Linked DNA regions of Homo sapiens: region 1 is linked to region 2. A link is an interaction called in ENCODE POLR2A ChIA-PET data of the cell type or tissue named here. Cell type or tissue: GM12878. All regions are shown on one strand. Links, peaks and the distances in the headings refer to the core of each region. The heading gives the core; the rest is flanking DNA. Region 1 has its middle 24 kb from the start of DDX10. Region 2 overlaps EXPH5 (exophilin 5).

Region 1 (4,397 bases), core at 318-4,317, 54 kb before region 2:
TAACTAATGTGCAAGATAGTAAAGCCCCACATTCTTAAAATTAAATCAAAATCCCAAAGACCACTCTTTTCCAATTTTGTTTTACACAGGTTCCTATGGATGAATTGAACACAATTCTATCCTAGGACAGCCCTAAAATGAATGCTTCAGATGCCATCCCCTCTAGGCTACTCAAGGATCTCAATGCAGCCCAGCAATTGTGCACTTTCTCTCCTCGTCCCAATTTTATTTTATTATTTTCTTTTATTTTTTGAGACAAGGTCTCGTTCTATCGTCCAGGCTGGAGTACAGTGGCACCATCTCGACTCACCGCAATCTCCACCTCTTAGGCTCAACCAATCCACCCACCTCAGCCTCCCAAGTAGCTGGGACCACAGGCGTGCATCACTACACCTGTCAAATTTTTGTATTTTCAGAAGAGGCGAGGTTTGCCGTGTTATCCTGGCTGGTCTCAAACTCCTGGGCTCAAGTGATCCACCCACCTGGGCCTCCCAAAGTGCTAGGATTACAGGTGTAAGCCGGCATGCCCAGCACTTTTTTTAATAGAAAAAAAAAACCAGAAACAAAAACTTCTCTTGATGAGCTATTATGCCATCTCTCTCCTCTCTGTCAACATGAAGAGTCAAACTCTGAAATATTTGATAAGATTTATTCTGAGCCAAATATGAGTGACCAATGGCCTGTGACACAGCTCCAGGAGATCCTGAGAACATGTACCCAGGGGTAGTATGGCTACAGCTTGATTTTATACATTTTAGGGAGTGATAAGACATCAATCAATACATGTAAGATGTACATTGGTTTAGTCCAGAAAGGCAAGACAACTTGAAGGGGGTAGGGGTTCCTGGTCATTCATAGGTGGATTTAAAGATTTTCTGATTGCCAATTGGTTAAAGGAGTTATTCTCTAAAGACCTGGAATCAATAGAAAAGAACTTCTGGGTTAAGATAAAGGATTTTGGAGACCAAGGTTTTATCATGCAGATGAGGCCTCTAGGTAGCAGGCTTCAGAGCTCTTATCAGATCTAAAAAGGTGCCAGACCCTTAGTTCTCTCCTGGATCAGGGAAAAGACCTGGAAAGGAATGGAGTTTCTCTACAGAGTGTAGAGTTTTTCATTTTGGGGTAAAGTGCTTCAATTTTTTTTAATTTTTTTATTTATTTAAATTTTTTTTCTTTTTTCTTTCTTTCTTCTTTCTTTCTTTCTGTTTTTTTTTGTTTGTTTGTTTGTTTTTTATATATATACAGCGTCTCACTCTGTCACCCAGGCTGGAGTGCAGTGGCACCATCTCTGCTCATTGCAACCTCTGCCTCTGGGGTTCAAGCGATTCTCATGCCTCAGCCTCCCAAGTAGCTGGAATTACAGGCATGCACCACTGCACCTGGCTAATTTTTGTATTTTTGGGTAGAGGCAGGGTTTCACCATCTTGCCCAGGCTGGTCTTGAACTCCTGACCTCAAGTGGTCTGCCTGCCTCAGCCTCCCAAAGTGCTGGGATTACAGGCATGGGCCACCGTGCCAGGCCAATGATTCAATTTCTTCAGGGCCTGCTGTCTGTCACATGATGCTATACTAGAGTCAGGCTGGAATTTGGTGCCTTATTTCTACAAAAAGTCTATTTTGTCATTCTTAAGAGCTCTGTTATAATGTTAATGCTGGTCACCTGTGCCTGAATTCCAAAGGGAGGAGGGTATAATGAGGCATGTCCAACCCCCACTTCCCATCATGGCCTGAACTAGCTTTTTAGGTTAACTTTGGAATGCCCTTGACTGAGAGGAGGGGTCCATTTGTTTGGTTGGGGAGGCTTAGAATTTTATTTTTGGTTTACATCTCTACAGAAAACATCCTTGAAAGTTCAGTCTGTACTTGGTGTCTTTAATATCTCTTCCTGTTAGCTTTGAATCCACTCTAATCAGGTTTTTGCTTCACCAATCCACCTACGTTGTTCTATCAAGGTTACTTTAATGCCAAATCCAGGTGTCAATCCCAGCAGCACTATTTGACACAGTTGCTTTCTCTCTTCTCCTCCACTCTTTTCATTTGGCTCCAGGACACCACAGTTGTTGGATTTCTTTTTTTTTTTTTTTTAATCTGTCTTGCCACTCCTGAGTTTCCTTTTCTGGTTCCCTCTCAGGTCTGACCCCTAAATTTTGGAGAGATCCAAGTTTTTAGATCTTTCTTTCTTTTGTAGGGGCCAAGGAACACTTTCATTTTGCCCTCCAAAGTTTCACTGAAAATTCCTGACATAAGGCAGAATAATAGAAAAAGAAGCATACAAATTTATTTAATGTGTATGCATAAGAGCTTTCAGAATGAAGACCCAACCTCCCTGTCAGCTGCAGAAGCTTATACACTGAGGAAAGAAAATAACTTTCATAAGAAGAATGAATGTGAGCTCTTTCAAATTATTAGGCCCAGAGAAGCATTAAATGAGACAGAAATCACACCCTACTCCCCCATATGAGCTCTCTGTATTCATCTCTTGAAACTGCTTGCTATTGCCACAAATAGCTATAAATGAACCTAACAATGCCACACCAGGCGCTATAATATAACCCACACCCTACAGCTTAACCATGTATAGCCAATCACTAATCAATATTATTTCTGAAAACCAGTGAGAATTCCTGACAAACAACTTTGCACCAGCTCACTCCCTGTCCCCATTTTTTGCCTTTAAAAATTGCCTTGTAACTGCTCTATAAATTATACACTGCTAGAGTGTATATTCAGGGCAACTGGAATCTATGATCCTGGTTGCAATCTTCAACCTTGGCCCAAATAAACTCTCTACTTATATTAATTTTGCTTCAGCTTCTTCCTTTTACATCGACAATACCATCTTGAGGTTGCAGAAAGAATCAGGGCTTGGATCCTGGTAAAACAGGTTATGGGGTGGGGGAAGAAGAGAAATTCTGTTGAGGAGAAATAAATTATTACTAGGGAGAATGAATGGATGTGAAACAGAGATTAGCTGGTAAATAATGTCTCTTTGGAATTTGAATGAGTCTGAGAAACAGACATTATCTTGTGAAAGGGTCTGTTTAGGTGTGGTTACATTCTTGGTCTTCTTTTCTGTGATAGATAATGAGAGATATGAAGGAGGGGAAGAAAAAATAATCATTGTTCTTGTTGATTCTGGATGTTAGGCAGATAAAGGAATTTCAACTTCTTTGAGAGAGGCCTTGAGTCTTCTTCAGTTCTGTATGTCAGAATGCCATATTTGGGGTATCAGTTTTTGAGCCCCAACTCACTTCCTAGATGAAGTCTCTTGGTTGCATGGTTTTAAATACCATCTCGAAAGTGAGGAAACCCAAATTTATATCTCTAGCACAAACCTCTTTTCTAGCTTCTAGCCCTGTGTATCCAACTACCTGTTTGACAACTCCACTTGGATGGCTAAAACTTCAAGCTTAACATGTCCAGCTTAGCCTTAAGCCCTGATAAGTTCACTCCTTCAAACCATTCCTCTCAATCTGCTCCAGCTCAGCTTATTACAATTCAATCCTTTGAGTTTCTCAGGTTAAAACTTAGTGTCACTCTTAAATGGACATCCTCACTCCATTTATAAATTGTGTTAGCTCAACCTTCAAAATATCTTCAGAATTCAGTTTTTTTTAAACAACCGGGCCATTGTTGAGATATCTTCAGAATTCAGTAACTTTTTATTACTGCCACTACCACTAACCTGGTCCCACCCACCTTTCTCTTCCTTCTCTCACATCATTGCATTAGCCTCTTACTGTTCTCCTAATTTCTATCATTGTTACCTCCTGTCTCTTCACACAGCAGGTAGAGTGATCCTGTTAAAATCTGAGTCTAATCATGTCACTCCCCTGCTCAAAACTCTCCATGGCTTACGGTCCCATTCAGAGTAAAAAGTGAGGTCCTTATTATGACCTGTAAGAACCCCATGATCTGACTTCCTGTGTTCTCTTTGACCTCATTTTTTACTACTTTCCCCCTACTCTCTGAGCTCTGGTTATACCAGCCTCCTTGCTCTTCCTTGAACACACCAGGCATGTTTTCAACATTAGGGTCTTTACATCTACTATTCCTTCTGAAGCTGGCTTCCTTACTTCCTTTAAGTCTTTTATCAAAAATCCCCTTTTCTTAGCCAGAGCAACATAGTGAGACCCCATCTCCACAAAAAATAAAAAATTAGCTAGGTGTGGTGGTGCATGCCTGTAGTCCCAGCTCCTCAGGAGGCTGAGTCAGAAGGATTGCTTGAGCCCAGAAAGTTGAGGCTGCAGTGAGCTATGACTGCATTGTTGCACTCCAGCCGGGCAACAGAGCAAGACCCCATCTCAAAAAAAGACAAAATTATCTTTCCACAAAGGCCTTTTACCATGTATATTTCCTCTTATTTTTGTCCATTGCACTAGAATATTGGTCATATGA
Region 2 (4,397 bases), core at 161-4,160:
GTCGAGTATTTTGTCCAACTTAAGCAGCAGAGCCAGAATTTATAATCCAGATCTATTTCAAAACTACTTTACCCATCAAGATTGAATAATCCTCACAACCATTTCTTGGGGTATTATTAATGGCTTTTTATAGAAGGAAAACTGAAATTTAGCAACGTTAAGGAACTTGCCTAAGGTCACACAGCTCATAAACGTCAGAGATAGAATTTGAACCTAAATCTATCTGGCATCAGAACCAGATGTTACGGTGCCTGGAGTAATCAAGTTTTTAAATGGCATGTCTAGATTTAGACCATTTTTTGCTCCATGGCAAGATTGCAGCCCAGGAGGGTTTTCCAGAATTTAGTTTTTTCTGATTGATTTACACTAATATCCTTGAGCTGTGGCACAGGTCTGAACAGGACTGTATATGTCAAAGTCATAAAGTGGTCTATAGCTGGTGGCAGCTGCCACATCCGGCAGAGGTTAAAAGCCAGATACACAAGCCTCCTGCCTCCCCTACACATTCTGCCTGCCCTCTCCTCTCCCAGCCTGTGAAATCTGCCTCTGGCTAAGGGGCAGAGTTTCTAGAGACATTGGATGTCTACTGATTGGGCTTTTTACTGTGTGCCAGACACTGGATTGGCCCTGAGAATACAGTGGAAAATAAAACACAGATTCTGTCCCAAATGGCTTCAGTCTATGAAAGGTTTTCATTGGCGATAGAATGTGTAAGATGAACTGTAGCTCGCCCTTATGCAGTCCTGTGTGGCCTGGAAAAGGGACAACAAGAACAATGCCTGGAAGTCACAAGTGTGCTCAGGAGGCTTGAGCAAGTTCTGAAACATAACAAAGTACCAGATTAACACACCACGGATCTCTGAGCTGTCTGCACTTTCCAATGGCATCCAATTTAGTTAATTCCTTTAAACTGAGGGAGAACTTCCTCTCAGATACATTTTCCTGTCTAGTTACTCCTGTGGATTTGTCCCCACAGGCAATACACACAGAACTACTATAATAATATCGTTCCATATCCCAATGCCAAGCAGCAGTGTTCTTTTTAAGCTTAGTGATATTATAACTCTTTTAGCTTATAAAGTCTTTCATATTTTTTTATCCTCATCCTCAACCTGATAAAGCAAATACTATTATCTTCTTTTCCAAAAGCTAATAAAACAACTGTAATAATAGCTAACATTTGTTGAGTATTGACCCATGCTAAGCTCTTTGTGTGCACTATCTCATTTAATTCTTACAACAACCTGATGAGTTAAGGGATATCTTTATCTCCATTCGACAAAGGAAGCTTAGAAAGGGTAAGTGACATGCTTGAGATAATACTGCTAGGGAGTGTCCGATTTGGGAACTCCATCTGTACATAATCACTGTGCTGTGCTGCCTCCTACAGTACCAAAAAGTTGAAGTGACTTTCCTCACCTGGCCCATCTAGCTCATAACAGAACCAGGACTGGGATCTATCCACTTTAAATCTCTTGCTATTTTATCTCCATTCACCATAAAAATAAAAAACACACAATTCTATGTAGTCAAATGCTCAGCTAAAAGTTGGAGATGTTATTACTAAGGAAAATGGCATAATGGGTATGGGAAGATAACTGATACCATCTGCCTATATAGAAAAAATTGCTGGCAACCATTTATGTTAAAAATGCATATATGCATTCTATAAGGAAGACTTTATACTGTTAAAATGATTATCTTTGGGGAATCACATTTAAAGGGACTTTAACCCTTTTACTACTGTTTTATTTTTTAGTTATCATATGTTATTAAAAATAGGGCCAGGTGCTGTGGCTCACGCCTGTAATCCCAGCACTTTGGGAGGCTGAGATGGGTGGATTGCCTGAGGTCAGGAGTTTGAGACCAGCCTGGCCAACACGGTGAAACCCCATCTCTACTAAAAATACAAAAATTAGCCAGGCTTGGTGGCTGGCACCTATAAGCCCAGCTACCTGGGAAGCTGAGACAGAAGAATCGCTTGAACCCAGGAGGTGGAGGTTGCAGTGAGCCGAGACCGCGCCATTGTACTCCAGCTTGGGTAACAAGAGCAAAACTCTGTCTTGAAATAAATACATAAATAAATAAATAAAACTGTTTCTTTGGATAATAAATATGGAATGTTTGACTATTTTTTACTTTCATAAATGTCCGTTACGAAGGTAAAATACTTTTTAAAAATGTCTTTTAAAAAATAAATAACTTGTAAGGGTAAATTTCTTTTTAAAAATGTCTAAATGTTTTTCTGCCCTTGTCCTTTTCTTTACAATGTTAATGTGTGCACAGGTAAGTTGGTACATGGTAAGTTGTACATCAACCTTGATTCCTTGTGGTCAAGGATTATTTCAGGGATGGAGAGCCTCACACACTTCGGTACTCAATACCTAGTCAAATGGAACTTAACTTACTGCTATAGGCAATACAAACTAAGGGAAAGAAAGATCTGAGGAAACCAGGTGAAGGGCGAAAGAAAGTCAGGTGAAGGTTAGTCAGAAAATACTTTCATTCCTCATTAGCACAGATGGTCTTAAACCTGAGAACCACATGAAGGTCAAAAGGAGGTCAGGTTAAGTTTAGTAAGGAGATATACCTAATGCTAAATGACGAGTTAATGGGTGCAGCACACCAGCATGGCACATGTATGCATATGTAACTAACCTGCACATTGTGCACATGTACCCTAAAACTTAAAGTATCGTAATAATAAAAGAAAAGAAAAGAAAATGCTTTCCTTCCTGTTTAGCACAGCAGGGTCTTAAAATTGAGAAGAAGGTGGCTAAGAACTAAGAAGTGCTAGCTAAGGCATGGTCTTTCGTAAACGTGGGTGGATTCTCTCCTTCACCTTCATTCAGGTCGGTTTTTCTGTAGTGAGTTATTCCCCAAGCTGTGAGATTTGAGAGCTATAGGCTCATCGCCCTCTCCTTCTCAGGATGTTTCCTTATTGACATTGCCAATGGCCCTATTAAAAGGCCATACTTCAAATATTAACAGATCACAGGAGCCAGCTTCCTCATTCCATGGTGTGTTAGGCTTTCTAGATGAAAGAGGAAATGGGAGATGACAGTGACCAAATTCTCTGCACCCCAACAAAAAGTTGTGTTTTTTTATATTGATAAAGCTTACCTTGGTTTTCACTTTGAAACGATGCATTTAACAGCAGTTAAGGGAGGAAAGGGGATGGGGGAGGGAGGAAAGGGGATGGGGGAGGGAGGAAAGAGGATGGGGAGGGAGGAAAGGGGATGGGGGAGGGAGGAAAGGGGGTGGGGGAGGGAGGAAAGGGGATGGGGGAGGGAGGAAAGGGGATGGGGGAGGGAGGAAAGAGGATGGGGAGGGAGGAAAGGGGATGGGGGAGGGAGGAAAGGGGATGGGGGAGGGAGGAAAGGGGATGGGGGAGGGAGGAAAGGGGATCAGGGAGGGAGTAACTTATCCTGGCAACCACTATTTTGTTCTTCAACACTACCGTTTTATTTGTTAAAGAATGTTATATAAATGGAAGCACAGAATACATAACCTTTTGAGAATGGCTTCTTTAACTCAGTAAAATGAGGGTCACACAGGTTGTCGTATGTATAAATAATTCATTCTGGCCAGGCAAGGTGGCTCACACCTGTAATCCCAACACTTCGGGAGGCCGAGGTAGGAGAATCACTTGAGGTTTCGCCATGTTGGCCAGGTTGAGAGCAGCCTGGCCAACATGGCAAAACTCTGTCTCTACTAAAAATACAAAAATTAGCCAGGCGTGGTGGCACGCGTCTGTGGTCCCAGCTACTCAGGAAGCTGAAGCAGGAGAATCACTTCAACCTGGGAGGTGGAGGTTGCAGTAAACTGAGATGGTGCCACTGCACTCCAGTATGGGCTACAGAGCAAGACTTCATCTCAAAATAAATAAATGAACAAATAAATAAATAATTCATTCCTTTATATTGCTGAGTAGTATTTAGTATTTCATTATATGGATTACTACAGTTCGTTTATCCTTTCACCCACTGAAGAACACTTGTTTTGTTTACACATTTTGATGATATTAAATAATGCTGCTATCAACATCCATGAGCAGGCTTTTGTGTGAACATGATTTTTATTAGTAGTGGAATTGCTGGATCATATTCTTGAATTTGCAAGAAACTGCCAAACTGTTTTTCCCACAGCTGTACCATTCTGCATTCCTACCAACAGTATATAAGAGTTCCAATCTCTGTCTTTGTCATTCAGGCTACTACAACAAAATACCTTAGACTGGGTAATTTATAAAGAGCAGAAATCTATTGCTTATAGTTCTAGACCCTGGGAAGTCCAAGATCAAGGCACTGGTAGAGTCTGTGTTTGGTGAAGTCCCCCTCCTCATAGAGGGTGCCTTTTCTGTGTCCTCACATGGTAGAAGGGGCAAAAAGGCTTCC

Evidence for each region. ChIA-PET counts read pairs that join two places held together with the same protein. Peaks named below come from ENCODE experiments on the same cell type or tissue, not always from the same donor. Only the 100,000 strongest peaks of a DNase experiment are listed, where the experiment ranks them.
Region 1: POLR2A ChIA-PET joins it to region 2 with 5 read pairs; 6 of 35 experiments call an interaction of 5 or more read pairs at or near these places.

What each region holds. Positions count from the first base shown.
Region 1 is chr11:108,639,181-108,643,577 of GRCh38, reverse strand. No RefSeq gene overlaps it. Among named protein-coding and RNA genes, the nearest start is that of DDX10, 24 kb to the left of the region's middle. In GM12878, for the core only: no CTCF peak of the experiment used is centred there; no DNase peak of the experiment used is centred there.
Region 2 is chr11:108,585,438-108,589,834 of GRCh38, reverse strand. All of the region lies in intron 1 of EXPH5 (exophilin 5), which reads left to right. Among named protein-coding and RNA genes, the nearest start is that of EXPH5, 6.1 kb to the left of the region's middle. In GM12878, for the core only: a CTCF peak has its summit at 1,378; a DNase peak (open chromatin) is centred at 2,488.